Regions from separate parts of the Mus musculus genome. Here all the other regions are linked to region 1. The links are chromatin loops, found by intact Hi-C in ENCODE. Cell type or tissue: left cerebral cortex. All regions are shown on one strand.

Region 1 (8,000 bases):
GGGAATTGAACCTGGGTCCTCAAGAAGAGCAACTAGTGCTGTTACTCATCTCTCTAGCTCTGAGGGAAGCTTACCATCCTCCTTTTTGCCCGACCTTTTCCAGCATTCCTATAATGTGAAAAAACTTTCCAGAATCTCAAGAGAGAGCAATGTCCATGAGCAATAGCACAAACGGCCAATCCTCTACAACAGACACCCATTTCATCCTCACAGCACATTCAGGAAGAAGATGCTCTACTGTTCCCATTCTTCAGATGGGAGCGTAGGCCAAGAAAGGGTTAGAACACAAAGCAAACTAGGAGTACAATGACTGACCTGTCGCCTGGCATCTTCAATGGCACTCTCCAACTGCCTCGCCAATGACCCACACTCCCTCGTTTTCTCCTCCAACCGCAGCTGAGCCTGGTGGATTGCCTCCTCCCTCTTGGCAATCACCTGTAGGAACTCGACATTCTGGGCGCTGGTAGCCTCCAGTTTCCTAGGTGAGAGCACTCCATTAGACCCTGCAATGACCTGCCTGCCTTGATCCACTGCCAGGGGGCTTCTGCCTCCCCTGAATTGGGAATCTTGTCACTTGAGCAATCTTCACGGAAAGCATTTTCAAATCAGCAAGGTGGCTGCTGGACTGTGCATCTGCAACAGCGGGTCACAGGACAGTGGGGAGAGCGGAAAGGACTGCATGTGCAACTGAGTGCACATGGTGGCCCTTTCTTAGTGTCACACAGAGAACAGCAACCTGCAGCTCACAGAAGGCCTGCTGTCACCAACCCATTCTGGGAATAAGGAAGTGAAGCCTGAAGGAAACAGGAGACACAGGACTGAGGGCAGCAGAGCTGACAGGTCTGTCACCAAAGCCCAGCTCAGCAAAGAGACTTCAGCTGAGCCACAGTACCTTATGTGACAGACACAGGACAGCTGTGGCTACCCTACTTTACACAGCATCTCTCCTGTCCCTCCAGAACACCATCATCTTTAAAGAACACTCATTGCAGGTCCTGTTGGACCTAGCTATGTTTGTGGGTCAGTTTGGCATAGCAGAGGCCGTCTGGTTCTGACCCACTGTAGGCTACCCTGACCTTTAAGGCAATTAAGACCCTAAGACCCTTAGCCCTCCGACTTTTTCTTTTAAAAATTTATGTATGAGTATACTGTAGCTGTCTTCAGACATATGAGAAGAGAGCATTAGATCTCATTACAGATGGTTGTGAGCCACCATGTGGTTGCTGGGAATTGAACTCAGAACCTCTGAAAGAGCAGTCAGTGCCCTTAACTGCTGAGCCATCTCTCCCAAGACTGGGTTTTATAACACAGCCCAAGCTGGTCTCTAGCTGGCAGCAATCTTCCTGCCTTAGCCTCCCAAGTACTGGGACTAGTAGTGTGCTACCACTCTGGGATCCTAGTCCCCTGCTTGCAGATGCCACCATGGTTCTGGAAGAAGAGTTCCCAGCTTAAGGAACATCATTTGTAGGAACCAGCTGTGTGCATCTGGGCAAGTTATAATCATTGCCTGAGCTTGGTGTTATGATCATTGCCTGAGCTTGGTTTCCTTACAGATAACATTTGGGTCATCCACGCCTATGACCTCAGAACTCAGGTGGCTGAGGCAAGTGGAGTTGCAGGCCACAAACTTACACTCTGATTCAAAGAGGCAAACTATGGGACAGGCAAACTATGGTTCAGTGGGTAAAAGTGCTCGCTGAAAAGCACCATGGCCAGAGTTCAATCCACAGGACCCACATTGTGAAAGAAGAGAACTGACTCCCACAAGTTGTCCACTAATACCTACACTTATGCAGTTACTATGCTGGGTACAAATATATAGGAATAAATAAATAAAAATAGGGTTAAAAAAGATAAGAGCTAGAGAGATGGCCTGATGGTTAAGAGCACACACTGCTCTTGCAAAGGACGAACCAACTTCAGGTCCCAGGACTCACATCAGGCAGTTCACAACTGCCTATAACTGCAGCTGCAGAGGCTCTGAGCCTCTGTGGGCATCTATACATACTCCCAGACACTCACAAATAGAGACAATTCAAAAATAAAGTATATCCTTAAAAAAAAAAAGTCACTAATTAGGACTAATAGTACCAGCTGGCAACCATATACAACCAGCTTGTGAGTGAGGCAGGAGAGCCCTTTATGAGACCCTCTCACTGAGGACTGCTGTGTCTCAGGCGGCACACTACTCCTACGTTCGTCCTTCCTCACACCTGGAACCAGGTCCAGCAGAGTTAAAGCATCTACCCAAGGTCACAAGGGAGGTTAAGTCTCTCAACCGGACCTGAAGCCAGGGCTTCTGATGCCAACAAGTGCTGTGAGCCTCACCCACGCCTGTCTCTAACAGTCTGTAGGAAGATCAGGGAGGTCACAGAAATGCTGGTCAGCAGCACGCGGGTGCTCTGGCTGCTTCACTCAAAGCAGGCCTGATGGTCTTCTTGAGATAATGGCGCCTGCCAGAAGACTGTCCTTGGATCGTATGGTCCCACAGCATCTCTCCCGGCTGAGACCCCCCTTCCTCTCGTCCACAAGGCGCCTGCCAGAAGACTGTCCTTGGATCATATGGCCCCACAGCATTTCTCCCGGCTGAGACCCCCCTTCCTCTCGTCCACAAGGCTTACCACTGAAACACAAGCAGCTCTTCCTCTGAGTTCTGCCTAGTACCTTCCAGGACCTTGAGTCCTTCCAATACTTCAGCACACTAAGCACAAAGCAGCTAAGTGGCAGAAAGTCTCAGGTCCTAGGAAGAGGACAGACATGGGACCAAGTGCCTCTAACCTCTCAAGTTCATCCACCTTCTGACTCAGCTGTTTATTTTCCTTCTGGGAAGCCTGATGTTTCTCTCTCGCCATCTCCAGCTTGTCCCCCTGATGTTCGATCTAAAATGACAGGAACGCAGTCTGGTTTATGAGGGCATTTCCAGTAAGGTTGAGGAATGAAGGGATTCCCCGTTCTCCTGTGACAGCATCCACACCCAGGAAAGAGGCAGACTGCCCTCAGCAGGTGTCCCATATTCAACCAACAACCTGGAAGAGATAAGAGAACAGGGATGGGACAGACCCGCTCCACCCCCTCACAATGGGAGAACACAGGTTAGATGCTGGTTCCCGATGACAAGAGGGCTGCAGAAGCCCCACGGGGACTGTAGTAGACATGGGGCGTTAGCAGCACATTGTACAACAAACCCCAAGCTTTACCAATCCTGCATTATGCGAGAGCTCAAGAGACCCCAAGAACATTCAACAGTCTGAAAGCCATGGATTCAAATCCCTGTGAATACTGAGCATCTCTGTGACATAGGGACTCTTGTTTCCTTCCCTTCTAGGTCTCAGGGTGTTACTGAAGGAAGAGCCCATGGGGCAGCGTGGGTGCTCAGAAGCTGACACGTCAGGAGACTCCAGCACTTTTGGGGGTAGAGGCAGGATTAAGAGTTTAAGATCATTCTTGGCTACACAGTAATTTCAAAGCAGCCTGTTTCAAAAAAACAAAAGCAAACAAAAGAAAGACTTTAAAGAGAAAAGATAAGAGACCGCCGATGTCAGATTTAAGTGAGTTCTGTGTCATGTCTTGAACAGTGCAGGGTACGGTTCCAGAAACTGAGAGACAGACAGCTTCTGGACAAAGGGGCTGCTTGCTTCTCTCAGAAGAGAATCCTAGGTAAGTAGATCTGTGGAAAACAAGGAGAGGCAGTTAAAGCTTGAGAAAAATGGAACAGTGGACAAGCGGTGGGTGCCACAGATCTTCTGCGTGTCCTCTCTGTGGCTGTAGGTCGGAGGACGGCGGCAGGATATGCAAGGCAGAAGCAGGCAGAGCGTGGCCGGCCATAGCAGGGCAGTGGCGAGTCTATAAGCTATAATCACTTTGTGCAACACGCAGGGTTTGGCACACCAGACTTTTATTTCACAGCACTGATGATAGCTCACTCCTTTCAGAAATCGGCAGCCAAGAAAAAGGAAGTGGTCCTCCCTTGGGGGGCGTGCAGCTCATCTCGGTAAGCGGGCCCCTGCTCGGGCCAGTTCGTGGGATCCCTTCTGCCAGTCCCTTACCCGGCTGCGCAGGTCTGAAATGATGGCTGTGAGGTCGATGTTCTTCCTCTCGTAGCCCTGCAGCTGGTCTTGGCACTCAGCCAGCTTGGCCTCCGTGATCTTGAGGATGTCAGGCAGCTGTTGTAGGTCAGCCAGCTGTGACTGGAACTGCCGACGGGCCTGAGGCAGGAAAAGAAGCCCAGCATTGGTAAGATCCCAACTGAGAACACAGCATGGCTGACCCAGTCCCACTGGCAGGAGTCGGGCTGCTCCCCCGGAGGCAGAGCAGGCTGATCTTGGCAGGGCACACTGAGCCTACACCCTGGGACACTTGCAGTAGCCATTCATTTAGTCAGAAAATATCAGTGGTGACACCACATTTCAGCACCATCCTGAGGGCTCTCTGCAGTCACTTTATTTGAACAATAAGAAAAAAGGACAATTTAGGAGCTGGAGAGATGGCCCAGTGGTTAGAGCACTGACTGCTCTTCCAGAGGTCCTGAGTTCAAATCCCAGCAACCACATGGTGGCTCACAGCCATCTGTAATGGGATCAGATTCTCTCTTCTGGTGTGTGGCTGAAGACAGCAGTATACTCACATATAAAATAAAGTCTTTTTTTAAAAAAATTAAATTAAATTAAATTAAATTAAAAAGGGACAATTAAAAAACAAAAAACAAACCCACAAAGGACAATAAGGGTACGAGGCTCAAAGTCTGGTTTAAAAGGCAGGATTACAGGCTGAGATGACTCCAAAGCCCCTAGGAAGGCAGCCATGATGATACAAAGATCAGGGAGGATTAGAAATAGCTGGCCCTGCTGCATCCTTAAGCTTTAAGGCTGGGACCAGAGGCAGAAGTGAGCTGCTCCAGTAACTGCTGGCTGAGCCCAACTCAGACGGCTCAAGGGAATCATTAAGACAATTACTACACCCCAACCAGCCAACAGCTCTGAAGAGAAAAATCCTTCCAGAGGGGATGCTAGGCACATTTATAGATGCTACAAAAACAGAGTTCAGGCAGAAAAAAATGGGCATCCAACTGCCTGCCTGCCCACCATGTAGATCTGAGTCCACCTGGCCAAAGGGGCTTTTTAAATTTTTTTTTCAAACCACAAGGGGAAAATGGAACTAGAAAGACAGTATAGAGAAAGAGCCAGGGAGGGGACAACAAACAAAGAAAAATTGGGTGGGGTGGGAGTCAGAGAGAAATCAATTGCTCTTGTGAGCCAAATCAGGCAGGAAAAGGGTCCAGGCAGTGAGGAGAGCACAGAAGGGGACAGTACCGCCTCGATCTCTTTGTTCATCTCGTCTTTAAGCATCTTGTTCTCTTTGTCGCAGCGCTCTAGCTGTGCAGCCACTTCATCAGCCTCCAATCTTGTTTTCATCACCTAGGGAACAACAAAACCACAGTGGATGCTCTTGGCAGAACCCCCCCTTCCCATCTTATCCTCGAAAGACCTAGCTGTGAGCCAACGAGCAGGGGACCAGGCTGCCCATGGCGTCTACCTGGCTCTTGTAGTTGTCTATCATCCCCTCGTAGTTCTTCACTGACGCCTTCAGCTGCTGAACCTCCAAGTGAGCCTGGTTGAGCTTGTCCTCCATAGGGGCAAAGCTAGCCTAAAGAAGGGAGGGCTTGTGAGCAACGTAGATGAAGGCTCAAGATCAGGGCCTCCTGACCCTCAGTGTACTTCTAGGAGCCAGCAAAGAACATACATACATGCATGCATACATACATATGTTATATACATATATACATAAATTTTATACACACACACACATACAGAATATATTCATCAGTGAGTAAGTCTCCAAATATGACCCCCAAATGTGGACAGAGTTAATGACAAATTTCTCATTCCAAAGGCAATATACAGTCTCTAAAGGAAAAAGACAGCTTGGTGCAGCCATGTGGTAATGCACTTGCCTAGCATGCTAGAAAGAAAATGAATATCAAACCCATGGATCACATGACCAAGCCTTAAGAGTTGGCCACAGAGCTATTCTTCTCTAACTTGCTTCAGGAATAAACAAATTATACGATGCTTTCAAAACAGTTAAGATACTTTTTAAAATTAACAATATGTTGTAAACGTATTTTCAAGATATTAAATTCCATCACCTCTCAAGATAGGTACCTGCTACATAAATGGATTTGCAATATAGATAAGTAGGGAACAGGAGAAGATGAACACACACGTATGTGTGCACATAAATGTGTGCAAACACACACACACACAGACAGTGCGAGTGGTGGCTCATGTTCAGTCCCAGCTCTCAATGTTGCAAGTCTGAGGCTAATAAATAAGAAAAAGGAGGGCAGAGGTAGAGAGGGAAGGAGAAGAGAGAAGGCTTAAGACACTGGCCTAGAGAGAAGAAAGGGTTGGAGCTCAGACTCATGGTACAGTGCTGGCCTAGCATGCACAAGGCCCTGGCCTCCGACCTCAGCATCACAGAGAAAGGGGGAGAGAGGGAGGGAGGGAGGGAGGGAGGGAGGGAGAGAGAGAGAGAGAGATGGGGAGCAGCACCACAGACAGAGAAAGGAAGCTTAGGAGCGTCAGCTGGGTGGAGTCAGTGCGCTTGGCTGTCACCAACACTCACTATGACAAGAGACCTATGTCTGGTACCTTAGCACATGTCAAGTGCTTCCCTACTCCTGAGAGACTCCCCTAGCTTCTGTGATTTTTTTGTTTTTTGTTTTGTTTTGTTTTGTTTTTTTTTTTTTTTTTTTTGGTTTTTCGAGACAGAGTTTCTCTGTGTATCCCTGGCTGTCCTGGAACTCACTCTGTAGACCAGGCTGGCCTCGAACTCAGAAATCCACCTGTCTCTACCTCCCGAGTGTTGGGATTAAAGACGTGTGCCACCACGCCTGGCTTTCTGTGATGTTTTAAATTTTTCCTATGAATATATCTGACCACTTAAGGGGATATATTTCTAACCATACTTTCAATGGCACAGTGTAAACTGAACACAGATACACCAGGCTATAATCCCTAAGTATTGGATTCCGAGGTTGTTAATATTGTTTGAGATGGGGTCATCTCTGTGTATCCTAAATTCACCTGAAATTCTTTCTCTCTCTCTCTCTCTGTGTATACACATATTTATATACATACATAACTAATAAATATATATATATGTAGCTTTCCCATGCTAGCCTTCAGCTTGTATTTCTCTTGTCTCCTTGGAAGTTCATTTCTTTTCTTTCTTTTTTTGTTTTATTTAAAGATTTATTTATTCTATGTAAGTGCACTGTAGCTGTCATCAGACACCAGGAGAGGGAATCAGGTCTTGTTACAGATGGTTGCTGGGATTTGAACTCAGGACCTCTGAGTCAATGCTCTTAACCACTGAGCCATCTCTCCAGCCAGAAGTTATTTTCAATGTGTCTGAAAATGCAGTACAGCAAAGATACTGTACCACCAAAGCAGTAAAAGGACCAAAGACTGGCAATAGCATGCGCTGACCCTGAGTGTCCCGGGTGGAAACAATGTGTACAACTCCTTTGCACTTGCTAACATCTGCTATGGTTGAACTAGGATGACCTGGCAATTCTGTTCCGAGTACAACCACCTCTGTGCACCCAGCCATGTCCACAGCACCAGAGGAAGGAGGCAAATGCCCAGTACCAGGAGAACAAAGGCTAGAGGAGCCAGCTCACAGCGCCCACCTACAGCACTGAGGAGTACACTGTACACACTGTGCCACCCATCACTGCATGGCCTCTAGAAGTATCAATGACACCCATGCCACATCGATGGACCTGTGATGGCACAGTCAGCAGCTGCTTCCTCAGGGGTGGGATACGGGGTCCTCGTAACTTTCAAAGTGACTGAAAATTTGTTCACTATTATAAAAATTTAAGGATTTGTATACTTTTCCATGTCATAATTTCTTCCACCACACCCAGTACTCAGACAGCAGTAAGCAGCTGGGTCTGCAGAGTCATTCTCAGCCTCAGCCTCGATTCTGTGCAA
Region 2 (8,000 bases), 75 kb before region 1:
GGAGCTCAGCCAGGTTCTCAGCCTACTCACAGTTCTTCCACCTGTTTCATACGCAGAGATACACTGCCGGCCTCCTTAGTTATGCGTGTCCTGCACAGAGGGGGTACAGCAAAAGCATGCACACATTAGTGGGATTAATCTATGGGAATAAAAAGCAGCAGCTCCAACTGGTGCCATGATGGCGGATGCTTGAAATGGGAAAAACATAGGAATCCTTCAAAAGCTCTTAGAAGCAGCCCAGGCCATGAACGAAATCACTGGAGAAACAGCAGGAAAATTAAATGAGAGGGTTAGTTTACCTTCATGTTCCTGACAACTCTGCTTCATGTAAGGCTGCATTCCCTGTACTGCACACACTTACTGCACAGAGCAGGCCAGGGGACAAAACAGACCCAAAGGACAGTGCTGACTCTAATTGCCAGCTCAGCAACACTAGCTCCATCAACTTCTGTGCTCTTACATTTATGATCCAGGTCTGGGATAATAACATAAACCCCAGCGTCTCCTTGTTTATGCAGTTCAAGTAAAAGAGTCTACAAGTGTACAAATGGCTCTTGTCATTTCAAGATCATTAATGTCAGAAAAGCTCTCTTATTCTAAGCCCTACTGGACTTAGATATATACTTCCTGTATTCCCCAGATGCCCAAAGCTGTTGATTTCATCAGCAGAGTAAGGTACACACTATAGGACAGACATAGGGCAATATGGGAATTGTCTATATGATATGAAGAAAACCAGCTTAAAAAGTAAATTCCTTTCTCTGAGTGCAAAGGAAGAGAGAGCAGCTCCCAGGCAGCTGTCCAAAGGGAGGCAGAGCCAAGGGGTAAGATATCTGAAAATCCAACCCAAAAAGAATTTTGTCAACAAGACAAAGGCTAACACTGTACCAAGTAGCAAAATGTGCTTTAGAAAAAGCAGCTCAGAAACACAGAAAAAAAACCAAGTGAGATTAAGGTACTAGTCAAGAATCCGAGCTCTAAAATGGAGGCTGGTGGGTTAGGAGACTTAAGGGAAATAGAAAAGAAGACGTAGGGCTCCAGAGACCCCAAGACACTGACTGATCTGCTTGAGGACTGCATTAAGCCCTAGGTGCTGTCTAGCCGGTGCTGAGTATCTGAGCCCTTACTGGTTGTCAATTTGCCCCTGCCGCAGAGCAATGCTGCCCTGCTCTTCTAGGAGGTTCTCCCTCGAGGCTGACTGGGCGGGGTCCAGCTTCTTCACATATGCAGCTGGCACGAAACCCTGCCGGTCATTCACTTCCACTTTCCACCAATCCTACAAAAGAAAAAAGAAGAGGACTGAGAGCTGAGACTTTTCCCAAGAAAGAGAGACCTCACACTGGACTACTTTTTTTTTTTTTTTTTTTTTTTTTTTTGGTTTTTCGAGACAGGGTTTCTCTGTGTAGTCCTGGCTATCCTGGAACTCACTTTGTAGTCCAGGCTGGCCTCGAACTCAGAAATCCGCCTGCCTTTGCCTCCCAAGTCCTGGGATTAAAGGCATGCAACACCACGCCCTGCTCCTTTGTTTTTTGTTTTTTTAATTTTTAAATTTTGTGTCTCCGTGTGTATGCTACAAGTGTGTGTTTGGATGTACACCCAGGGTATAGTACCTTGTCCAGCACACATGAGGCTCCGTCTTCCACAGCCAGCACCACAAACAACAACTACCAATAGTACAAGTTATAGAGGAGACAATGCATGGCTCAGAAGGGAGTGTGCTTGCCAGAGACACTTGATTTTCATGATCCTGCTGGTGACTCTTGGCACTACTCGTATACATCAGACTAAGTAGAACTGATCTAGTACTTCCCAGTCATATGTAGCTCTGGATAAAGTAACCTCCTTATGTCTTCCCATCTTCCCAAGGATATCCAGTAGAGTACATTCCCTGGGGCTGATGCACGAAACCCTGGCCACCCTGTGCCTTGCCTTGTTTGTGCTGTTGAGCAAGGTGAGGATATCCCCTTTCTTCATGGTGACCTCACGAGGACTCTTCTCTTGATAGTCATAGAGAGCCAAGACTAGCTCCTTCCCAGTCTCATCATCCATGGGGGCCACTTGTTGCTAATGATCCAAAGGAAAGACAAAATGATTAAATGCCATGTGTCACTCAAGCATACAACAGTCCAACTTTCGACAGGTGTTACCAAATACACACTTATAAGGGTCCTTTTTTTCTCTTTCTTTTGATTTTTAAAGACAGGGTTTCTCTGTGTAGCCTGGCTGCCCTGGAACTTGCTCTGTAGCCTGGAACTCACAGAGATCTTCCTGCTTCTGTCTCCCAAGTGCTGGGACTGAAAGTGTGTTTCGTCACCAGCCAGCTATGGCCCAAGAGCTTAAAAAGAACTTTGTAAAGAGCCAATCCTGTTTCAGTAGTTGGAACTATATACACCAGGCTGGCCTTGGGATCCATCCGTCTCTGCTTCCTGAGGAATTAAATGAGTGCTGGAATTAAATGTCTGCTGCTGGAATTAGATGCTTGCACTACTACACCCAACTGCTTGAGAGCTCTTTAGTGAAGCTACAAAAAAGAAAGTATTTGTTTAAGCTGTTGAGCAAATATGTCATTCAATAATTCAGGTATAGTGGCTCATGCTTATAAATCAAGCACTTGAGAAGCCAAAAGAAAGTTAATTAGTTTGAGACCTGCTTGGACTACAAAGTGAGAACCCGTTATTAGAATATCAAAAGGAGGGGATTTAGTCAAACAGAAACAATTTAATGTGCCTGAGAAGAATGTTGCCCATAGCACCTAAGATGGCATGCAACTTTAATCCCAGCATTCCAGTGCTTGAACTAAGTAGAGGGAGGTGGCCAGCCTCATTTACACTGTGAGACACAAAGAAACAAACCCAAATCCAAAGAGTGTTGCCTACCCTCAGTTTCCTCAGCACATACGTGCCCTGCCCTCAGTACTTTAGAACCCCAGGAGCACCCATACCCGGCATGACTGGGCCTGTTCTCGCAGAGCCTGGATGCTGCTGCCATAGGCGCTGAGATCGGACATCAAAGCTTCATGCTTCTTGAGTAGAGCCTGAAACCAAGCACACAGAGCTGTGTCTTTCCTCAAGGCCCTGTCATCAGGAGATGACTGCTTGCTGTCCTGTATACTCTGTATTTTGTAAAATTACTTATAATATTTTATATAATGTACTTTTAAAACATTTTTTGAGCTCAAACATCTTCGCCCTACCCCTCCAGCTGCTCCCATACTCATGAGCAACTTCTCTCCAATTACTATTGTTTTACACATAACAGTCCATACAGCGTTACACATACACAAACTCTACTGAGTATGTTTATTATTGTCCATAGTATTTGTGTCCAGGACTGACTGCCCTCCATGGGAACGTCCTGTAGCTGTGGTGGAAGCGGATCTCCTTCTCTCCGCAGCTACTGATCACTTACAGCATTTTATCTAGAGGGGTAAGGACCTTGTCAAGTTTTCTCCATGCATGTTGGCCTACAGTTACTTCTTTGTGTGTGTGCATACACCATGGAAAAGCATGGAGGTCAGAGGACAATTTGCAGACATATGGGTCTGGGTATTAAACTGAGGTCAAGAGGCTTGGCCCAAGTGCCCTTGCCCACTTAGCCATCTTACCATCCCAATTCTTCCTGCTTTCTAATTTCAGAGAAGAAATACTGCCTAGTTACAATCTCCTCTTTACCATTTTTACCTAATTACAATGTATCTGAATAACATAGACACACACAGAGCAGACTCAGTGTACTTGAGAATGCCTTTTTATAGGGCTACTTTGTCACTGCTTACTAACAGGACCTCCAGTGTTTTTGGTTCTCCCATTCTTGGGGAAAATCCTGTTCATGTGAAGGCTCAACTCACCTAGGGAGGTTTTTGGTACTGGGAATGGAATCCACAACTGTATACAAGCAACTAGTGCTTTACCACTGAGCAGAGACCCTAGCTCTCATTCTGGTTTTGACAAGATTGTTAAGAAGTAGGTCTGACGACTACATGAACCAGATATGAGTCACATGTCTGCATGCATGTGACTAAGAATAATGAGACAACAGCAAATGTTAACAGTTGAAAGTAGGTGACAGGCTCTTCTTGATTCTGAACTTCCAAAATAAAAAGTAAGATTGCTGACACTTTACAAAGCAGCTGCAGTATACTTTATCCTTTCTGCAATACCTTCTCCACTACCTTGCTTCCTACTCTGAGGCTGGGGCCAATTCCCAAGTCCATGTGATGCCCAGGTTTGAGCTACCTCAGCAGAGTCTTCATCCTTCCCATAGTCCGTACTGCCCACAATGGGCTCCTTCTCCCGCATCCAGGACTCAGCCTCATTGGCATCGGCAAAGTACTGCTGGGCCTGCAGCGAGTCCTCTAGATCCTGCCTCCGCTGGGAGGCTTTGGCTTTCAGAGCCTCCCACTTCTGGTTGAGCTCACTCAGTTTGGCCTTCACATCCTCTGCAGCAAAATGGCCTGGAAGGATGATGTGGAGAACAGTGACAGTGACACTCAGGTGAGGCCAGGCCAGAGTCATATGACAGCACAAGAAGGAGACTCAGCCCTGGCCTCATTAACGGGGCTCAGGTCCATGCACTCTATGCCAACAGGGGACAGAGTAAAGACATAAAGAGTAAAAGCAGGTCCAGTCACTGACCACACTCACCTTCCTCCACCATGGCATTTCCCTTTTGTGTCACTGCTTTGATTCGAGGTTCATGCCCAGCAATCTCTGCTTGCAAAGCTTGGTGTTTCTTTAGCAGATTCTGGACTCCAATAAGATCTTTGCCTAAAAGCAGAATCCATTCTCCCATTGAACTGTCAGTAATGGGCTCCCACCACTGCCACAGTATAGGGATCTAAACTTCCACTTCACTTCCTCAGATACATCTCCTTTATGTATAGGATGTGGTAATGGCATGGATCTGCTTGGGGCAGATACACTAACCTCTGTTAGTGGATGCAGCAATAGGCTCCTTTTCTCGAATCCAGGTTTCTTCGTCCTCCACATCCCGGAAGAGCTGCTGCAGACGAAGAGAATCTGCCAGCTTCTGTTTCCGGGCCACCATGGGTTCCTTAAGAGCCTCATAGCGAGCCACAAGGGCCTCTTGCTTCTTCTTAATATTTTCGGCATCAAAATGGCCAGCATCTTGGAACTGGCGGGCCTGAATTGTGATGCCATCAATTCGATCCTGGAAACAGGAGGGTAAGGTTTGAGAGACTCCAGAGACTCTGTTCTGCACCTCTCCAGCCTGTTACTTGGGGATGAGGATTCCTCAAACACAAAGAAAATGTAACAGTGGGAGTCCTACTCTCAGAATATTTGTCCTGCTAGGGCCCCCTCACTTTAGGCTCCCAGAGAGCTCTGAGAAAAAACACTGAGCACAGCGCTCTGTAAGAGAGCCTCATAGTTCATCTTCCCCCAATAGTATCCCCTTGGAAAGTTCAACATGCATATTTCTCCCACACAGCACTGCCCTGCCCCTCCCTAGGTCCCCACTTCCCACACAGCACTGCCCTGGCCCCTCTCTAGGCCCCCATTCCCACACAGCACTGCCCTGCCCCTCCCTAGGCCCCCATTCCCACACAGCACTGCCCTGCCCCTCTCTAGGTCCCCATTCCCACACAGCACTACCTGGTGAGCAGCAACATCCGCCTCTAGCAGAGCATGCTTCTTCTGGAGGTTCTGGACATTAGTGAGGTCTTTACCATAATCATCTGAAGCCAAATGACCTTCTACTTCATACAGCCACAATTCAATGTCTTCAACATTTCGATTAAATTGTTGCTGCTGGTTGGCTTCTCGGAGCTTTATTCCTGTTCAGTAAAGTGTAACCACATTTCTGTTGGGATAGCCCTGACCACGAGCCACGGTACCCCAGTGAAAGATTGCGGTCAGAGCTTAAGTCAGTGTCCAGTTTTGCTAACCAGTGAAGGAAAACCTCTAGAATACCCTCTGCTCTACATTCTACAGACTGAAATGAAGGCTGTTTGGTAAGCATCTATACTTCCATGAGATACATCTCTGGCTCACAGTTAAACTGTGATTTTTTTGTTTGTTTTTCCAAACAGTGTTTCTCTGGCTCTTCTGGAACTCACTCTATAGACCTTGGAAATCAGAGGTCTGCCTGCCTTTGCCTCCTGAGCACTGGGATCAAAGGCGTGCGACACCACTGCCCAGCTGCCAAACTGTGATTTTAGGTAGGAAGGCTCTGAGTGTCTACCCAAGCACTGCTTTTAATCATACTTTCCAAATGATCAAACTACTAAGAACCCAAGCCAAGTAACCCTCATAAAACAGTAACTCTTTTTGGTTTTTTTTTTGAGGACCAGCCTCTTTTTTTTTTTTTTTTAAGATTTACTTATTTATTTCATGTATGTGAGTATACTGTTGCTATCTTCCCAGAAGACAACATCAGATGCCCATTACAAATGGTTATGAGCCACCATGTGGTTGCTGGGTACTGAACTCAGGACCTCTGGAAGAGCAGTCAGTGCTCTTAGCCGCTAAGCCATCGCTCCAGCTCCAAGCAATAACTTTTCTTTTTTTTTTTTTTTCCCCGAGACAGGGTTTCTCTGTGTAGCCCTGGCTGTCCTGGAACTCACTCTGTAGACCAGGCTGGCCTCGAACTCAGAAATCCACCTGTCTATGCCTCTGTCTCCCGAGTGCTGGGATTAAAGGCATGGGCCACCATCGTCTGGCTCAAGCAATAACTCTTAACAACAAAGTTATCACCCTACCTTTCCTGGGTTGTGTGTGGTCCTACCATGCTAAGCCAGAGAGGAGTGTTTAGTTTCCCAAACATTCCTATCACCAACCACTTTTCTATCATCTATTTTCTCCCACCTTTCAGTTCTGTGGCCTCTAGAAGTTTCTTCCACAAACTGATGACCTCATTCATACGAGCTGCTACTTCTTCCTTGGCATAGTGGTTGACATCTATTAGCTTCTGCCCAGCTTTCTCAAGGGCATCAATCCGGCTCTGGTTTGCTGAAAGCTCAGCCTCAAAAGCCTGATGCTTTTGGACTTTCCCTTGCAGGTTGGATGGATCCTGCGAATCAAAAAAAGAAGAGGGTTGTGCCTGAACTGGAGAATATATATAGCTACTTCACACTCATAAAACAGAAGATTTACGCTAACTAGTGTGGTTTGTGTGACCTTCTTTGTGTTTTTTGGTTTTGTTTTTTTAGCTCCAAGTAGTTTTTGCAAGGTTTAGCTTACTACACAACTACTAAAGGAAACTCTGATTTTATTACTTTATAAGCTTCATCGGTGGCCGTTTTCATCTTCTCGTTGACCCAACTTTTGAGCTCATCAGAATCACGGAAGAACTGCTGCAGATGGAAGGAATCAGCCAGCTGTGCCCGGCGATGCATGGCTCGCTCATGAAGGGCATTGCGGCGGCTCAGGAGCTGTAAGATAGATTACATGACTCTACATTATACTCCCCAAAAGGTGACTGGCCTGACTGAGCTGCATCAAGCATCTTAGAAAGGAGCACGACATGCCCAGGGAACTCACAGCATCTCGTCGAGTCGCTACATCTTCCATTGCGTAGTGGTTATTTTGGATGAGTTTGGTTGCAAATTCATCAAGGGCCTAGAAAGGAAGGCAGGAGTTGTCACTGTGAGCACAGAGCCTGGACTATGGAGAACACATCCTAATCTTTCAATCTCTCTCTCAATATTTCTCTTAATCAATCTCTCTTCAAGACAGGGTTTCCCTGTGTAGCCCTGACTGTCCTGGAAATAGCTCTATAGTCCAGGCTGGTCTAGAACGCAGAGATTTACCTGTGTTTGCTTCCCAAGTGTGGGATTAAAGGCATGTGCTATGAAGCCATGCAAAAACACCCAACACCCTAATCTCTCTGTCCAGGCTTGCCCTGTGACACACACTTACTACTGGGCCCAGGTGGCTGATTATGTTTACCTACAGATTTACAGGTATGTCCAACCTGTGGCTCATGGGCTGTATGCACCCCAGGACAGCCATGAATTTAGAGTAACATGAAAACCCTAAACT
Region 3 (8,000 bases), 93 kb before region 1:
CAAACAAAAAAGATGGTCACATGTACTGTATTTTTTTAAGTTAGAAGGTGTTTTCTAAGATTCATCTATTTTGTATGTATGAATGCTTTGCGTTCATGTATGCACATACATTCTTGGTGCCCAGAGGTCAGAAGAGGGGCTGAATCTTCTGGAACTAGAGTTATGGATGGCTGTGAGCCTCCAGGTGTGTGATGAGAATCCAACCCAGAGCCATCTTTCCATCCCCAACTCATTTAATTTTTAAAAAAGGTTTTAACGGAGGAGATTTTCTTTTAAAGTGGATAGCTTAGGTCAGACATAGTAGTTCATACCTATAGTCACAGACTCATGAGGTAGAAGCAAGAGTCCTAGGGTTTCAAGGTAATATTGAGCTACACAATGAAATTGAGGCTAGCCTGGATTACATGAGATAACTCTAAAACAAACAAACCTTAAAACAAAAACAAACAAAAAAAAAGGAAGCCAATAAAAAGAAATGGCTTGTTTATATGCCATATTATTTGAAAAGAAATAAATAAAATGTCCGAATTTTTGTTTTTGTTCTTGAAGGTAAGATTTCTCTGTGTAGCTTTGGATGCCCTGGAACTTGCTCTATAGAAAAAGGTTAAATTTTAAGGGTATGGGGAGAAAAAAAAAAAAAAAAAGCCGGGAGTGGTTGTACATGCCTTTAAATGCAAGCATTTGGGAGGGAGAGGCTAGTTTACATAGTGATCCCTCAGACTACATAGAGATCCTGACTCAAAAAAAAAAAAAAATCAAAACTTTCCTCGGGATGCAAAAGGTAGGGCTTCCTGTGACATGATGGTTAAAGCACACAGGATGATCCTGTACCCTCACGTCACACTTCCCTGTGACCCCCGGCTCTCCAGGCAGCCCCATGAGAAGACAATGAGAATGTAAGTGCAGAGCCCAGCACGCACTTGATCCAGGACTCCTCGTCGTCCATGTCCCGGAAGAACTGGTGCAGGCGGTGGGACTCGCTCAGTTTCGCTCTTCGGGAGGTGGCCATGCTCTTGATCTTCTGGAAGCGTCCATTGATGGTGTCCCGCTTCTCTTTCACTTGGGAGGTGTCGAAGGCACTGCTAGTCATCAGGCTGTCAGCCTGGCTGTTCAGGTCCTTCAGACGATCCTAGGGCAAGGACACAAGAGAGGGCTTAGGAACCAGGTCCTGGAAATAGCACCCATTAATTCCTGACTGGGCCGTGCAGCCTAATAAATCAGGGTGTGCAGTATGTACCATTCTAGCTCTGTAAGAGCAAACTGCTCTCATACTGACAATAAAACTTAGTACCTGTCATCACGGACATGAGCACTGATGGGCAAGGTGTGAGATGTAGAATGTGGTGGTGCTGTGGCTACAGTAAAAATCCCATTTTTTTTTTTTAAAGATTTATTTAAAAAAAAAAAAAAAAAAAAACAACAAGATTTATTTAGCCAGGCGTGGTGGCGAACGTTCTGAGTTCAAGGCCAGCCTGGTCTACAGAGTGAGTTCCAGGACAGCCAGGGCTACACAGAGAAACCTTGTCTCAAAAAACAAACAAACAAATAAACAAACAAACGAATAATTTATTATTATACATAAGTACACTGTAGCTTACTTCAGATGCACCAGAAGAGGGCATCAGATCTCATTATGGGTGGTTGTGAGCCACCATGTGGTTACTGGGATTTGAACTCAGGACCTTCAGAAGAGCAGTCAGTGCTACTGAGCCATCTCTCCAGCCCTGTTTTTCCTTTTGAGACAGGGTTTCTCTTGCTGTTTATACTATAGAACTAATCCTTGAATATTTAGCCAGGGATGTGATATAGATGCTGGAATCTCAGCATCTGGGATGCAGAGGCAGAAAATTCTTCAAGTCTGAGGCTAGACAAAGCTACACACTGAGCGCCTGCTTCAAAATAAGGAGCTAGATGTGACTGTGTACACGTTCAATTCCAGCACTTTACTGTATGACATCTCTAGGCGCACCCCCCCCCCCCTACATTTTCACGATGGCTAGTACTTATAGATAAGATTTGTGTAAACCTAGGCTGAGAACAATCAAGAACCCAGTCTAGTCACAAATGGCAGCCTTGGACAGAGCCAGGCACCACTCTGCTTCCTTTAACTATAGCTCTCTTGAAGACCCTGGGATACTCTTGGGGTTCTTTCTAATTACCCTCCCTTCCCATCTGCCACTCCACTGACCTCGTGGGCCGAGATGTCTGCCTCTAGCAGCTGATGCTTTTTCAGCAAGTTGTTCACAGAAGCCAGGTCTTTGCCATAATCTTCCGATGCCAGGAGAGCCTCCACCTGCAGTTGGTAACACAAAAGGGAATGGTTATTACCAGATGCATGCAGTGTTCTGGAAAACTCAGGGTGGCCTGGTGCTGCTCCAGAATTTTTCAGTCATGACATAATTTTTCATTCTTCAATTTTTTTATTTTGTTTTGTTTTTTTGTTTCCGAGACAGGGTTTCTCTGTGTAGTCCTGGCTGTCCCAGAACTTGCTCTGTAAACCAGACTCTAACTCAAGAGATCCACTTGTCTTTGCCTCCCGAGTGCTGGGATTAAAGGCGTGGGTCACTACCACCTTCACTGTTTGGTCAGTTCTTTTTCTGGGGTTAAAGGTGTGCCCCAAGGAGTCCCCCTCTGTTCTGTACACTAAGCTAGGTCTAAATGGGAAGGGGTAGGGATGGAGGTATATATAGCCAAGCCTTCTCTTGAATGTCGGGGCAAAGAGCACAGCAACCTACAGCGACAAAGCTCCTAGTACCAATAACACAGATGAGCAGTGTACTAAGATGCTCACTGAGGCCTGCACTCTAGGAACCCCTTAGAGGCAGCCAGATGGGAATGCTTAAATCATGCTAAGATTCTTTGGACTCTCTCATACACAAATATTTGGGGAGAATTTTAGTGACATGGGATAACACTTCTCCATATATACTAATGAAAAATGACATTGTGAACTCAATCATATAAAATGCAAATTTAAAACAATTCAGGTGATATATACAGACTAGAGATTCTAAAGTGTTCACAGTGGTGGTCTCTAAAATCACCCACTTTAGAGCCCTGCTTGCCAGTTTCCTACATATGCCTTGTCTCTGGCTCCCTTCCTCTCTGCCCTTTTTGTTCTATTGGTGCAGTCTCCTGGAACTGCCTACCTCTCCTGCCCAATCTCTTCCTCTATGTACTTCCTTGGGAAGAAGGCTATTATCCAGCACCTTCTAAAATCAGTTTCCGCTCCCAACCTCTTTACTCACTGTTTTAGCAATTCCTAGCAGCAATCTGAACCTATCTTACCATGAGGACTTCTGTTCAAGACTCTGAAGCAGTTTCCCCCTTTTATAATTTGGGCTGGCTGACCAAACCATTCAGTACCCAAATGCCTAGAAATTCCCTGATTGTGGGGAGCAAGAACCACCTCACGTTACCTCAGAGAGCCAGAAGTCAAAGTCTTTGATTCCAGTGTTGAAGTTCTGCTGCTTATTTGCCTCTTTTAGCTTCTGGCTCTTCTCAGCTGATTTCTGCACCAGGAACTGCCACTGGTCTGCAAGGGCAGCCAGGCGGGCCTTAAGAAGAGATGGGGAGAAACTTGGGATAGGAAAATCTCTGTAGGGCCCATTCCTAAGACCCAAATCAGAGACAAGAGGATGTGGAAACAATCAGAGGAACTGTGTTTTTGAATTCCAGAGACTGTAGGTCTCAGGTAGTATCAGGTGTAGTGCAGTGGAAGGTAGAGTGCTATCATTCTTTCTGAAGTTAGTATGGCCCCTGAACCATACCTTGACAGCATCCTCACTGCCAGCACAGGCCCCACGCTCAATGAGGGAGTTGCCCATGTCGATAACTCCACGGATTCGGTCAGCATTGGCGTGCAGTTCTGCCTCAAAGGCTTGGTGCTTCTGGTGCTTGCTCTGAAAATACCAAACCACTGTTCAGAGGCAGTTTTTACCAGGTTTGTTCTTAAGACAAAAGATACGCTCAGGAGGGAGGAAGTACAGGGTGGGTAAGGAATAAGGCAAGCATTGGCGTGGACAGAAAGCCACCACAGCTTGTGTGGTGCTGGGGTCTGAGGTCCATAGATGCCCAGCAGAGGTAGGTTTAGGCCAGAAAGGGAAATGAACTAGTCAGGTGCAGTAGGGTAAAAGCCAGCTCTGAACAGCTCACTAGCAGGCTGGGAGCAAAGCCTCAAAATTTTGTGTTTTTTTTACGCTTGGTATGAGATAGAGGGGCCAATTTCAGCTCTGCATCTAACTGTGTACCAATGTCAACCCATGTCTTTAGCCTTCCTGGACAGAACCCCTGACTGGTAACATATATGGGCTGTTCTATCACCTACAGAAGGCTGCAGCGGTTCCTCTGTTGATGACAATTTGGTAGCTGTCATTATCAAAACATGAGGCTGCTAAAACCCAGTCTGAATGTTACTTTTGCCAGGTAGAGAAAGCTGGAGGCTTTCCCTAAGGATTTGTTAAGAAACAAGGCTACTGCATGAAACACTTAGGAGAGATGACTGTGAGGATACAGCAGCTGTAACATCATTTTGGGAAAATCAGAGGACAAGTGAGAAACAGTCTCAGGTATAATGTTACTGGAGAAAGAAAACTAAGAGAAATAAAACAAAACGGTTTAGTTGGCCAAGATTCTGCACTCAATGTTTCATTTGAGAGGCAGCGAATGTTTCAGGGAGGGATCCTGGCTGCGGCCCCAGCATGAGGCCTCAAGAGCTCTCACCCACACATCCTGACAGTGCCGTCTCTGGTGCCTGCTCTCATCACCGCCAGTCCAAACCCATTTATTCTCTTCTACAGCTTTATTTTCCCTTCCCAGTTCTGGGCCTTTTAAGTCACGTGGCAAAAGATGTATCTTTCTTTTTATGAGTGATGTCTGCTTAGATCTGGAAGCACATCTTGCTATTCCAGTTCTCTGGGCCAGCACCGCTGGACACGAGCCAGAGTATGCACTGGATTTACCCCAAGCTAGCCTGCCCTGCCCAGGCCACTTGACACCCCGAGCCCGGGAAAATATTCTATTTTCAAGAGTGCCCCTTGAAAGGAAATGGTCAACTACTGCCCCCCAAATCAAACACGGTTGTACAAAACTTGCCTGGATGATGAAACAGGGAGGAGGAGATAGGTACTACATGCTAATTACAACAGAGAAAGCCACACCCCACAGGGACACTTGGATGGAGTGACTGGGGATTAGACTGATGACGGATGAACAGACACCAGTGGACCAGATGTAACCACAGTAACAGTACTCTACAGAGTAGAACATAAATCCCAGAGCTCAAATATCTAGAACTCTTAAAAGTGTGAAAAACTTACCAACAGCTTGGAAAGCTACAAAAACAGATGGAAAGAAGAATTCAGTAACTGATATGAACATGTCTCAGCTACTAGAGCCTCACTCTGCCATCATACTTCCCCAGGAAGATCGGCGCATGGGAACAGCACAGGGGCAGCTCCATTAGACAGGTTATAGCTTCGACAAAGTCTAGCAAGGGAGCAGCTTTCAAATGGCTCTACTGACCCAGTGGACTTTTTCTAAGCTTTATCATGGAACACACAGTTTTATAGGTGTACTCCCTTAAAGAGTCCCATTTAACAGCTCTACTCAGTGACAAGGCACTTCAGAACAAGTGTCCTAGGAGCCCCTTACCTGGATGTTGGTGGGGTCCTTGTATGACTCATCACTGGCTGTCTGTAACTTCTCACTGATCCAGGCTTCAATCTCATCCACATCCCGGCTGAACTGCTGAAGTGTTTGAGATTCTCCAAGTTTTGACCTTTTTTCAATCATCTGGGCTTTTAGGCGGCGCCACCTGAGTGTGAAGACCAAATATGAGTGTTCTTTCCAATAAGAGAAGAAGCTGGAATAGGTATGGCTTCTCACATGTGGACATTCATCCTCTCAGAGCTGGGGACTGTCACCATCGCAGGACACCTACCGGTCAAGGACCTCATTGCGTCGGTTTGCAATGTCTCCCTTGGCATAGTGGTCAACGGCAATGAGCTGGTCGGCAAAGGCCTGCAGGGCAGCTATCTTTTCTTCCTAAAGGCAACAGGCAAAGAGGTCAGGGTGGGCTGAAGAAAGCCTGTCAGCCTGATAGTTTTCAGAGGAGATAGTTACACTTTGAGTGACGAAACTAACTGGTAGCAGGATCGGAACACATCGACACTTTAGAAGCCAGCTTGATTATCATCATTACTAGAGTAGGGTTTAATTCAAGAGGACTTAAGGTCATACTGAGGTGTGCAAGTGTAGGGACACCAGCAGATGTCTAACAAATTAGAATCATAAAATGATCACTGCCCTGTTTTCAACAAAATGGTTTTCAAGTTACAGCTATCTATTTTGTTCCTTGTTTTAGTGAATTATGTTATCAAAACATAATATTTTGCCCTAAAAATATTTTGGGGGTGGGGGCTGGAGAGATGGCTCAGTGGTTAAGAGCATTGACTGCTCTTCCAGAGGTCCTGAGTTCAATTTCTGCAACCACATGGTGGCTCACAACCATCTGTAATGGAATTCAATGCCCTCTTCTGGTGTGTCTGAAGATAGTGAAACAATGACAGTGTACTCATATATAATAAATACATCTTACAAAAAATATTTTTTTGGGGGAAGGGGAAGGGAGGCTGGGTATGGTGGCACATGCCTTTAATCCCAACAGGGGCAAGCAGATCTTTGTGTCTGTGAGTTCAAGGCCTGTTTCAAATAGCCACTTCCAGGGTAGGCAGGACTATCCAGAAAGACCCCCATTTCAAAATACAAAATAGAACAAATCTGGGGGGCTGGAATGATGTCTTAGCCATTAAGAGCACTTGCCGCTCTTGCAGAGGACCTGGGTTTTATCCCCAGCAACCATGTGGCTCCTTATAATTCTACTCTACTCCTACAGGATCACTTACTTATCTTCTGGTTTCTGAGGGAACTGCACACACATGCTATGTATACTTAGAAACCTGCACACAAATACTCATAAACAACTTAAACTTTTTCTATTCCATTATTATGTTTTGAAGGGCTGTGGTCTGAACCCAAGTTTCATGTTAGGCAAGTACTGTACCAGGGAGCTCCAGCTGTGTCATCATTCCATAATACAGAACTGATTTGAGGACCCCCCGCCCCTTTTTTCTTCTTAGACAGGGTTTCTCTGTGTAGCCCTGGCTGTCCTGGAACTTGCTCTGTTCCAGGCTGGCCTTGAACTCAGAAACCCACCTGCCTCTGCCTCCCGAGTGCTGGGATTAAAGGCGTGGGCCACCACACCCGGCTTCACCCAAGGATTTAAGCGCTCGCTGTTTGTGACCGTGTGATGACCCCAGGGTCTGCAGCACACTCAACAGTGCTCTAACCCTGGGTTGTAAACTTTCCTTTTTTGTTTCTTTGGAAACAGTTTTGTCACATAGCCCAGACTTAAACTCCATCTTTCTGCCTCAGCTTCCCATATGCTGAGATTATAGGAGTGTTACACCAAGCTGCTATTTCGAGGTTTCTTGTTATTGTTTTGAGACATGGTCTCACTATGTAGCCTTGGCTGGCCTGGAGCTGGCTATGTAGGCCAGGCTAGCCTCAACCTCCAGACATATGTCTACTCTACATGTCTCTGCTTTTTCAGTACTTGCAGGAATAAAGATGTGCTACCACATATGGCCCATTTTTAAAAATAGTTCTTCATATACACATTTTCACAACATTCATTGAAAGTATTCATTGGATGTATGACAGAATATACTTTTTCTTAAAAAAATTATTTCTCATTACAGGTATGTGTTCATGCACATGTAAACGCTGAGTGTGGGGGCCCGCAGCAGAGAGAGACATAAGCACCCCGGGAGCTAGAGTTACATGTACTTGTGAACCACTTGAGGATGCTGGGAGTTGAAATCAATTCCTCTCCAAGAGTAGTAAATCTGTGCTCTTAACCAGGAAGCCATGTAGCCAGCCCAATATAATGTTTCTGTTTTGTAACTGGTATGAAAATCTTAGTTGGTGTGAGCTTTTTT
Region 4 (8,000 bases), 400 kb before region 1:
ACGCAGATACATAAACATAAGTAAATCTAAAAAGAAAATGGAGTAGGAGAGCCGACTTGAAGATAAGAGCAGGTCCTGCTCTTACAGGAAGTGCGTTTGATCCCTAGCCTGTACATCAGGCAGCTTACAACCTCCTGCACCTCTAGTTTGGGGATCCCAGATTTCAAGACTCAGTGGACACCTGCACTGCAGCACGAACACACAAGCTGGAGAGCAGCGGGAAGCTTATCCTCACGGCTCGAGCCAGCACCATGGATCCTACCGTGGCCAAGCGTTTCAGCAGCTGGATGGCCAGACGTGGCAAGGCTGGGTCATGTCTGTGGTAGATGTACTTGGCTAGGACAGCAATGAGGTTGTTCCCGTGGGCACCTGAAGCAAAGGAAACAGATCCAGGGACCCATTACAGTTCTTTCAAAACACCAGCCACTGGGGCTGATTAAGTAGAGGTGGCCAGTTCAGTCCTATTCTCAGTAGCAAAGAGATAACTAGGATTTGGGGATAAACAGTTCAATACAATGCATTAATACAAAGATATATTTTAAAAGAAATACTCTTTAATAAGGAGGTTACAAAAGGCACTGTACTGAAATTTTTAAAAAAGGAAAAGAAGAACCTTTAAGCCTTGAACCCTTAAGCAGGAAGGCAATGAGGTTCAGTGGGGAAGGCTCCTTGCCAAGTCTGACGACAGAGTCAGTCCTCCATGGTGGTGGGAGAGAGCCAAGCCCCACAGTCTGACTTCCACATTCACATGCAAGTATGCACGCGCACCCCCCCCACACACACACATGCACTTTCAGAAAACACAAACCCCTCTGGGCAGACACAGTAGCACATACTTGTAACCTCAGCACTTGGAAGGTGAAGAAAGGAGGAACCAAAATTGAAGGGCAAGGGTCACTGAGATGGCCCAGTGGGTGCTTGCTGCTAAACCTGATGACCATAGCTCAACTCCCAGAACCCTCATAGTGGAAAGAAAGAGCTGACACCCAGACATCATGAACACAAATATAACAAATGTAACAAATTGAAACAAAGGGGCAGGGGAGGGGTATAGGGGAGGGGGCATTCCAGGACATCGTGGCTACATAATCAATTTAAGGCCAGCCTGTGCATAACTGGTACTAGAGCAGTGACTTAATAGTGGAGCGCCTACTAACTCGAATAAGGCCCTGGGTTCAGACCCCAGCATAGCAAATGAAAAAAATTAAAGTTATAAATGCTTTTGGGGGGGGGAGAGTATGGGGGATTTTTGGGATAGCATTGGAAATGTAAATGAGGAAAATACCTAATTAAAAATATTAAAAAAGAAAAAAAATAAATGCTTTTAGACATGATATAAAACATTACTCATAATGAAAGTGAGCCAAAGATTAACGAGCTTAGAGTCACACTGATATGAGCCAATGTGATTTGAAGGACTTTTTGTGCTTGTTTTTTCAGGGTTGTTTGTCTTTGAAAGATTTTGCTATACAGACCAGACCGTCAGGGACTGGTGACAGAGAATGCCAGCTTCACTGTCTTCACTGTCTTGACTAGCAGGTGGCCCTGGCCCTTCTGCCTCTGGAGAGCAGAGGGGCGACTGTGGGCATGAGCCAGGCCCTCTCCTCTGTGCAGTCAATCAATCACCCATTTGTAACTGCTGTCAGCACCGCCATCATCCTTGAGGGACTGTGTGAGCCGTCCTCCCCACCCTACAGGGAAGGAGCTTCCTACACTGTAGTCATTTGCATGGCCTAGCACTCTACTTGTTAGGCAGCCCTAGCTGAGCTTATCCTCCTGCCTCAGTCTCCCATGGATACAGCAATTTACTTCTGTGCCATTCTGGATGAGAAATCTGAGACAAAGCTTAAATATGCCTGAGGTTCTCATACAGCTGAGCAAAACCTAAATCTGAACCAAAGAAATATGACCCCAGTCTCCATCCTTAAGTATTACTATGTCATCAGCAGGAGTCCAGAATAAACTATGATGCAGTCCCTTGTTACCAAGCCTAAAGAAATGAGCTGAGAATGATTTCTGATGTCCAAGCAGAGGGCGTTAACTATGTTTTTATGGGCAGAAACGTAGCCGAGGAAGAAAAACACATACCATGTTGTGTGAGAGCCTGTTCCAGGGGTGAAACCACATTAGAAGGAGGTTTCAGCCGAATAACATTGTTGGTGACAGAGAACGCCAGCTTCACTGTCTTGATCAGCAGTTGGCCCTGGCCTTGGCCTTCTGGCCCATCACTAGGTGCCAAATGGAGATCACAGTTAGTTCCAATAAGATGGTCTCAGTCAGGATGTGCTCTCACGAGCCGACTACAGTAGAAGCCCAATTCAGACTAGGAAAGGAAGGAAGCTATGCAGCAGCCACTAGCTAGGAAATACAAGGAGTTTTTTGTTTTTGTGTTTAGAGACAGGGTTTCTCTGTGTAGCCCTGGCTGTCCTGGAACTCACTCTGTAGACCAGGCTGGCCTCGAACTCAGAAATCCACCTGCCTCTGCCTCCCAAGTGCTGGGATTAAAGGCCTGCCACCACCACCTGGCCACAAAGTTATTTTTAAAAAGCAACTGCAAGGACCAGGAAAGCTGTTATAAGATAGTCTTTTAAAAAAATGAAGCTTCACCCATGATACTCTATCAACACGGCTGCCTAAACAAGACCTGAAGGAACATAATACCAACAGTCATGCTAGAGAGGAATGGGGAAAGCTCACTGTGGCTCCAGGCTTAAACAAAGAACTGCAGGTGAATAAGGAGTGCTGAGAGCCAAGAGCCCAGAACCCAGAGCTCGGATTTATTAACTAACACCAATGGCTCGGCCCTGAAACCATATGTACAGAAGGTACACCAAATGTACAGAGCTGGTTGTGTTTATAGATTTATGCACACATACTGGGCATGTGTATGTGTGTAGGCATGTGTGTATTTAACTACACATCAATTTGAAGGAGTACAAGGGGATGGTGTGGAAGGAGATGAAGGGAGGAAAGGGAAGGAGGAAAATGATGTAATTATATTTTAATTTTAAAAAGATGGAAAAACAAACAAAGCAACTACAAGTTAAGCTAAGATGGGGTCTGAAGGTCAACGGGATGGGCACAAAGGAGGCCCTACCTGCGGGGCTGAGCAGCCATCACCATGTCTATGGTGTCTACACCAATTCCCATGATGCTAATGACGGTCTGTCCAGCTTCGGTATAAGCCAGGCTGCAGATGCAGAGGGAAGGCAGGCTGGGTGTGTGGCTGGAAACAGAGAGGGTTCTCAGTCACTAGGAGCTCTTAACCAGAAGGAGCAGCCCCATTCGCCTTGCCAACTGTCTGTGGAAGGAAGATATTCTGAACACTTTTCTCAGACTTGGTCCTAAAGACCACCCTGACAGTTATCTAAATACCATCAATTAATGGATGAATAATTACTTAAATAATTCAGGATTAACCTATTCATGTAATATACAGAAATATAAAAACAAGGGAGGGCACAAAATCAAGTAACAGAGCAAGGGAGTTCATGGAGTAGAAAGGTCTAGAACCTGTACTGACTTGCTAAAGGTGTCTCTCACACCAGACTTTCTGATGGACAGGCAGCATTTTTTTTATAATTATCATAACGAATGATTACGCGTGTGTGTTTGTGTGTACATGCACCTTCATCTGTCCTTTCTGTCCATAGGGAAGAATGACAACCAAGCCAGTGGCCAGGAAATTGTAAGTTTTGGGTTTATGTTAGTTAATTTTTGTCAACTTGACAAAGGCTAGTCCTTTGAGAAGAGGGGACTTCAACTGAGAAAATGCCCCAGCAGACTGGCCCATGGGTTATGTCTTATTTAGTCAGTGATTAATATAGGAGGGCCCAGCCTGTTGTGGGTTGTGTCATGCCCGGGCAGGTGGTACTGGGGTATATACGATTTTGAGCAAGCCAGTAACCAGTGTTTCTTCAGCTCCTGCCTCCAGGTTCCTAGCCTGACTCTCCTCAGTGATAGACTATAATGTGAACATTTTCTTCACCACGTGGCTCTGAACATGGTCTTTTATCACAGCAGTAGAAATTCTAGCTAAGACAGGATTCAACTAAGGTGACATGGTGGGAAGAAACAAGGGGACTAGAAGCAACCAATACATGTTTTCCCTGCTGAGCCCCACAACCCCCCATCACCTGCTATGCAGCTCTGTCTCTTGGCACAGGTTCAGTATTGCATGAATCAGCTCCAGAATTAGGCAACCTAGACTCCAAAAAAGACATGTGATGGACAATGCAGCCTTGTGTTAATGACCTGCCTCAAAAAAGAGAGGGAAAGATCTTCAGAGAGCAGAAATTCTGGGGTGTTCAGCCCACGCTGTCATTACCTATCAGCTCTCGCACGCCATGAGAGTTGTAGCGCCATTTGTGGTAGCTGGGAAGCATCTCCTTCAACACGAACATCACACAAGGCACCAGGCCTTGGCTCTGGGTACTACCAAGCTGCCCCTGTGGGAGAGCATTCTGTGAGGGCCTTGGCCATGTAAGGAGGCATCCTTTATTACTCAAGATTTAACCTCAAAAGCGTAGACAGATCCAAAGGAGAACCAGGAACACCTTGACCAAGAACAGAAGCAGACATCAGAAATTCCTACTTCAACCCAACCATTCGATAGACAGAGAAACAACTAAGAAGGCAATGTGACAATATCACCAAAGGTGTTGACATGGAGGAGCAGGAGGACAGTTAATCTGACAGGACAGTGGTTCCCTAATCACCAGATATAGGACTGTCAACAACAAGGAAAGTCACTCACCGTCAGTGACTGTCACCCAAACCTGAAGTCCCATTATTATGGAGCATGGGAGCAGAGAGGACTGATGCCCCAAACTCACTCACTCACACTCTCACACACACTCACTCACTCTCTCTCTCTCTCTCTCTCTCTCTCTCTCTCTCTCTCGGTTTTCCGAGACAGGGTTTCTCTGTATACCCCTGGCTGTCCTGGAACTCACTTTGTAGACCAGGCTAGCCTCGAACTCAGAAATCTGCCTGCCTCTGCCTCTGCCTCCCGAGTGCTGGGATTAAAGGCGTGCGCCACCACGCCCGGCACCCAAACTCTCTCTTTTAATAGTGCTGATTATTTCCAATGTCTGTATCTTAAACTGGACTCTCACTTTGACTCAGCACACAATTTCTCTCTAAGCCCTCCCTTATTTCTACAGGAAGGATATGTGCAAGGTGCTGAGTGTGTGTGTACAGTAATAGTTCCATTAAATCCGGTCCTCAGCCATAGAAGAAAGTACTACCACTGAACTCCAGTCTCCAGGCCTGACCTTACTCAATAGCCCAAGAAGACCTTAAACCTGCTCTTTTGTGTTGGGCTCCTGAGAAGCCAGGATTGGTCCTGGAACCCCACGCTGGCTGTGGAACTCCTGTGTGTGAGGCTCTAAACTCCGTCAGTGAGACCTACTTCATGCCATAGATGCTCTCAGAAACTCAACTGCCCAGGGTCAAAAAAATCCAAGTAGCCAGTAATAAATTCCAAGTTCCACCCTACTTCACTCCAATTCCAAAATTCTTGTTCTTAACTATACACTAGTTTTCCAGAGTCCTGATCTAGTATTACCAGCTCATAGCTACAATCTGCTTAAGAAAGATGAGAAAATTGAGCAAGCAGGGTCACAGTACCTTCTATGAGGTAAATACTACAACCTGAAACCAGACCATGGAGGGTACATGCAGACACATACTGGGGCACGACATACAGTGCGCATAGCCTGTATGACAACCACAAAGCCAGATCCATGAAGCATGCACAGGCACACGATAGGAGAAGGCATGAAGTACACGTGGATGACAGTTTCATAACTTAACACGCAGGAGCCAGAGTTCTCAGCTCTCACCACAAGCCTTCTGACTACTAAACAAACTCCCACAATTAAGCTAGCACTAAGGAACATACTGGCCAGACTCTCAACACACAGAAGCTAATATGCCATGACTTCAGAACAGATGTCCTGCAAAGGATGTCCCGAAGAAAGTGACTACAGGAGCAGGTAACAGGGGAGCTGCTCCAGAAATGTCTCATCAGATGGTACCTTGACAAGCGTGGTGACCAGGCGCAGAAAGGCAATGGTGACCCCATATTCGCCCTGGGGCTGCTCACTGTTCATCAGAAGGCTGCCATACCCTCCAGCATTCATTCCCTCCGCACTAGGGACAGACAGAGGCAGAGGGATAAAACCGTGAGCAATGTTCAAGGTTTGAAGATAGACTACAGCATTTTCGTCAGCACAGACACCAAAGCTCTTCAAAGGGAAGAATCAAATGTAGGCAGTTTTATAGCCAGGGAAGAAAAGGTAGGCTTATGCTTTACTGATGGAAACTCCAGGAGGGCTAGCGTGACAATCCCATGAGTCACCAGGGAAACTCCTGCCACGGAAGCAGAGTGAAATGAGCATGCTCAGGCAGTAAGACGGGGCCTGGGTTTCAGTCCTGGCCTGGCTCACGTACCCTGATTGGAGAAGCAGCACACTGTCTGTGCTTGAGAATAGGACACCAAGTCTCTGGATCAAACACCCCTGGACTCACTCAGCGGAAACATGAATGCCCACACAGCTACTGTAGCTGAGCTACATGAGAAAAGTCCCATTCTACCTCTGAAAAGTTTAAAACTGTGAACCATCCAGGACTCAGAAGCAGAGGCAGGCAGATTTCTATGAATTCAAGACTAGCCTGGTCTACATAGCAAGTTCCAGGCCAGCCAGAGCTACATGGTGAAGCCCTATCTTCAAACCAGAATTAACCCCTGTGAAGCAGCAGTGTGTCAAGGAGAGCAGCTCTGTGCCCCTTCTCCATCTCATCCTCCCCAACCCTCAAGTCCATGAAGACTGAAGGTTCTTTAAAATGAATAAAGGCAGGCTGGACAAGACCAGGAATGGGTCATAGCAAGGAGTAAGGTCTACCCACTCAGGGCCTGGCTCACCTAATCATCTGAGTCATGTTGGAGACAGGGTGGGCCACGAATGGCAAAAAACCTGTGTGACGAAGATCAGTCCAGACCTAAGAAGGAAGAAGAAGGCTTTTGGTGTGCACGTCCTCCCAGGTGATTACACCGAATGTGATGCTACTGAGCTGCTACAGAGACTTGTCACCTCACCTTTGCTGGGTTTCGAGCAGCCAAGACAGTTAAGCAGTTGACACAAGAAGCAATGACGTTTACAGGAGGGGAGATCACCGTCGTCAGCCTGGATAGAGAGCAAAGCGCTGTGCCCAGGGAATAAGGAACAAGACTTTCCAGTGCTCACCACAGTGCTCTGAGGAACGGGAGAGCCCTTGGCTAGAGAACCACTGGTAAAGGCCTCCCACAGAGCTCAGGGCAGGCTCCTGGGAAGCAACAGTCACTGCTGCAAGCTCCCAACCACAAAGACTCACCGCTGCAACAGCATGTAGATGCGGGATGTGATGGGCAGCAGGCAGTCTGCTATGGACAAGTCTGTGCTGATGACCTTATGAACCAAATCAATGATGGGCTTGACCCGCTGGCAATGCTGGATCACATCTGTGGGGAATACAGCCTGTGACTTCTCAGACCCCAAGCTGGATGGCTTCCAACTTCACCTTCAAGTTGGGTGTTTGCTCCCAATCCTGCAAGCACACCCTCTCTGCCTAGTGCTTGCTCTGCAGAGCCCTCCTTACCTGCTGTGGAGACAACGTGGAGCAGCATTTCAATCTCGCAGGTGAAGAGGGTCCAGCTGCTGTAAGAGTACTCCCAGCGGACAAGGTAAGCCCTGTCATCCAGCATGACTTGGCCCACAGTGCCCTGAGGAATGCGAAGGTTGGTCTGACCCCCTATGGAAGAGAAATGCCTGTGATCCTCCTACAAATCTGGGAGGAGGACCTCCTGGCAGACACCACTCCTACAACCTTTACATGAAAAATGCTAAAGTTGGACGTGCTGGCACACACCTGCAACCTCAGACATTTGAGGCTGAGGCAGAGGAATGCTTTAATCCCACCCTGAGAACTGACATCTTGCCCCCAAAATTTTGTCTTCT

What was found. A loop is a pair of places that touch in the nucleus more often than their neighbours do. Peaks named below come from ENCODE experiments on the same cell type or tissue, not always from the same donor. Only the 100,000 strongest peaks of a DNase experiment are listed, where the experiment ranks them.
Region 2: it touches region 1 in a loop (1.8-fold over the local background); 2 of 42 quality-filtered maps call a loop at or near these places.
Region 3: it touches region 1 in a loop (2.3-fold over the local background); 3 of 42 quality-filtered maps call a loop at or near these places.
Region 4: it touches region 1 in a loop (2.3-fold over the local background); 3 of 42 quality-filtered maps call a loop at or near these places.

What each region holds. Positions count from the first base shown.
Region 1 is chr2:29,918,418-29,926,417 of GRCm38, reverse strand. Odf2 (outer dense fiber of sperm tails 2) reads right to left here. Exons shown (of 21, transcript NM_001369060.1): 15 at 5,533-5,643; 16 at 5,310-5,414; 17 at 4,047-4,205; 18 at 2,779-2,879; 19 at 316-478. Among named protein-coding and RNA genes, the nearest start is that of Gle1, 13 kb to the left of the region's middle. In left cerebral cortex, no CTCF peak of the experiment used is centred here; a DNase peak (open chromatin) is centred at 4,216.
Region 2 is chr2:29,993,190-30,001,189 of GRCm38, reverse strand. Sptan1 (spectrin alpha, non-erythrocytic 1) reads right to left here. Exons shown (of 57, transcript NM_001177667.1): 13 at 7,500-7,577; 14 at 7,235-7,390; 15 at 6,825-7,029; 16 at 5,613-5,794; 17 at 4,926-5,169; 18 at 4,644-4,766; 19 at 4,236-4,453; 20 at 2,942-3,034; 21 at 1,930-2,064; 22 at 1,128-1,276; 23 at 31-90. Mir6997 (microRNA 6997) reads right to left here and starts at 5,240; the gene lies at 5,170-5,240. In left cerebral cortex, no CTCF peak of the experiment used is centred here; a DNase peak (open chromatin) is centred at 10.
Region 3 is chr2:30,011,491-30,019,490 of GRCm38, reverse strand. Sptan1 (spectrin alpha, non-erythrocytic 1) reads right to left here. Exons shown (of 57, transcript NM_001177667.1): 35 at 5,942-6,045; 36 at 5,653-5,815; 37 at 5,319-5,333; 38 at 3,771-3,902; 39 at 3,420-3,557; 40 at 2,189-2,293; 41 at 921-1,129. Among named protein-coding and RNA genes, the nearest start is that of Mir6997, 20 kb to the right of the region's middle. In left cerebral cortex, no CTCF peak of the experiment used is centred here; a DNase peak (open chromatin) is centred at 4,788.
Region 4 is chr2:30,321,676-30,329,675 of GRCm38, reverse strand. It overlaps Nup188 (nucleoporin 188), which reads right to left. Exons shown (of 44, transcript NM_198304.3): 16 at 7,642-7,794; 17 at 7,378-7,504; 18 at 7,103-7,190; 19 at 6,929-7,005; 20 at 6,042-6,156; 21 at 4,328-4,448; 22 at 4,137-4,203; 23 at 3,098-3,226; 24 at 2,089-2,228; 25 at 263-369. Among named protein-coding and RNA genes, the nearest start is that of Gm39780, 27 kb to the right of the region's middle. In left cerebral cortex, no CTCF peak of the experiment used is centred here; no DNase peak of the experiment used is centred here.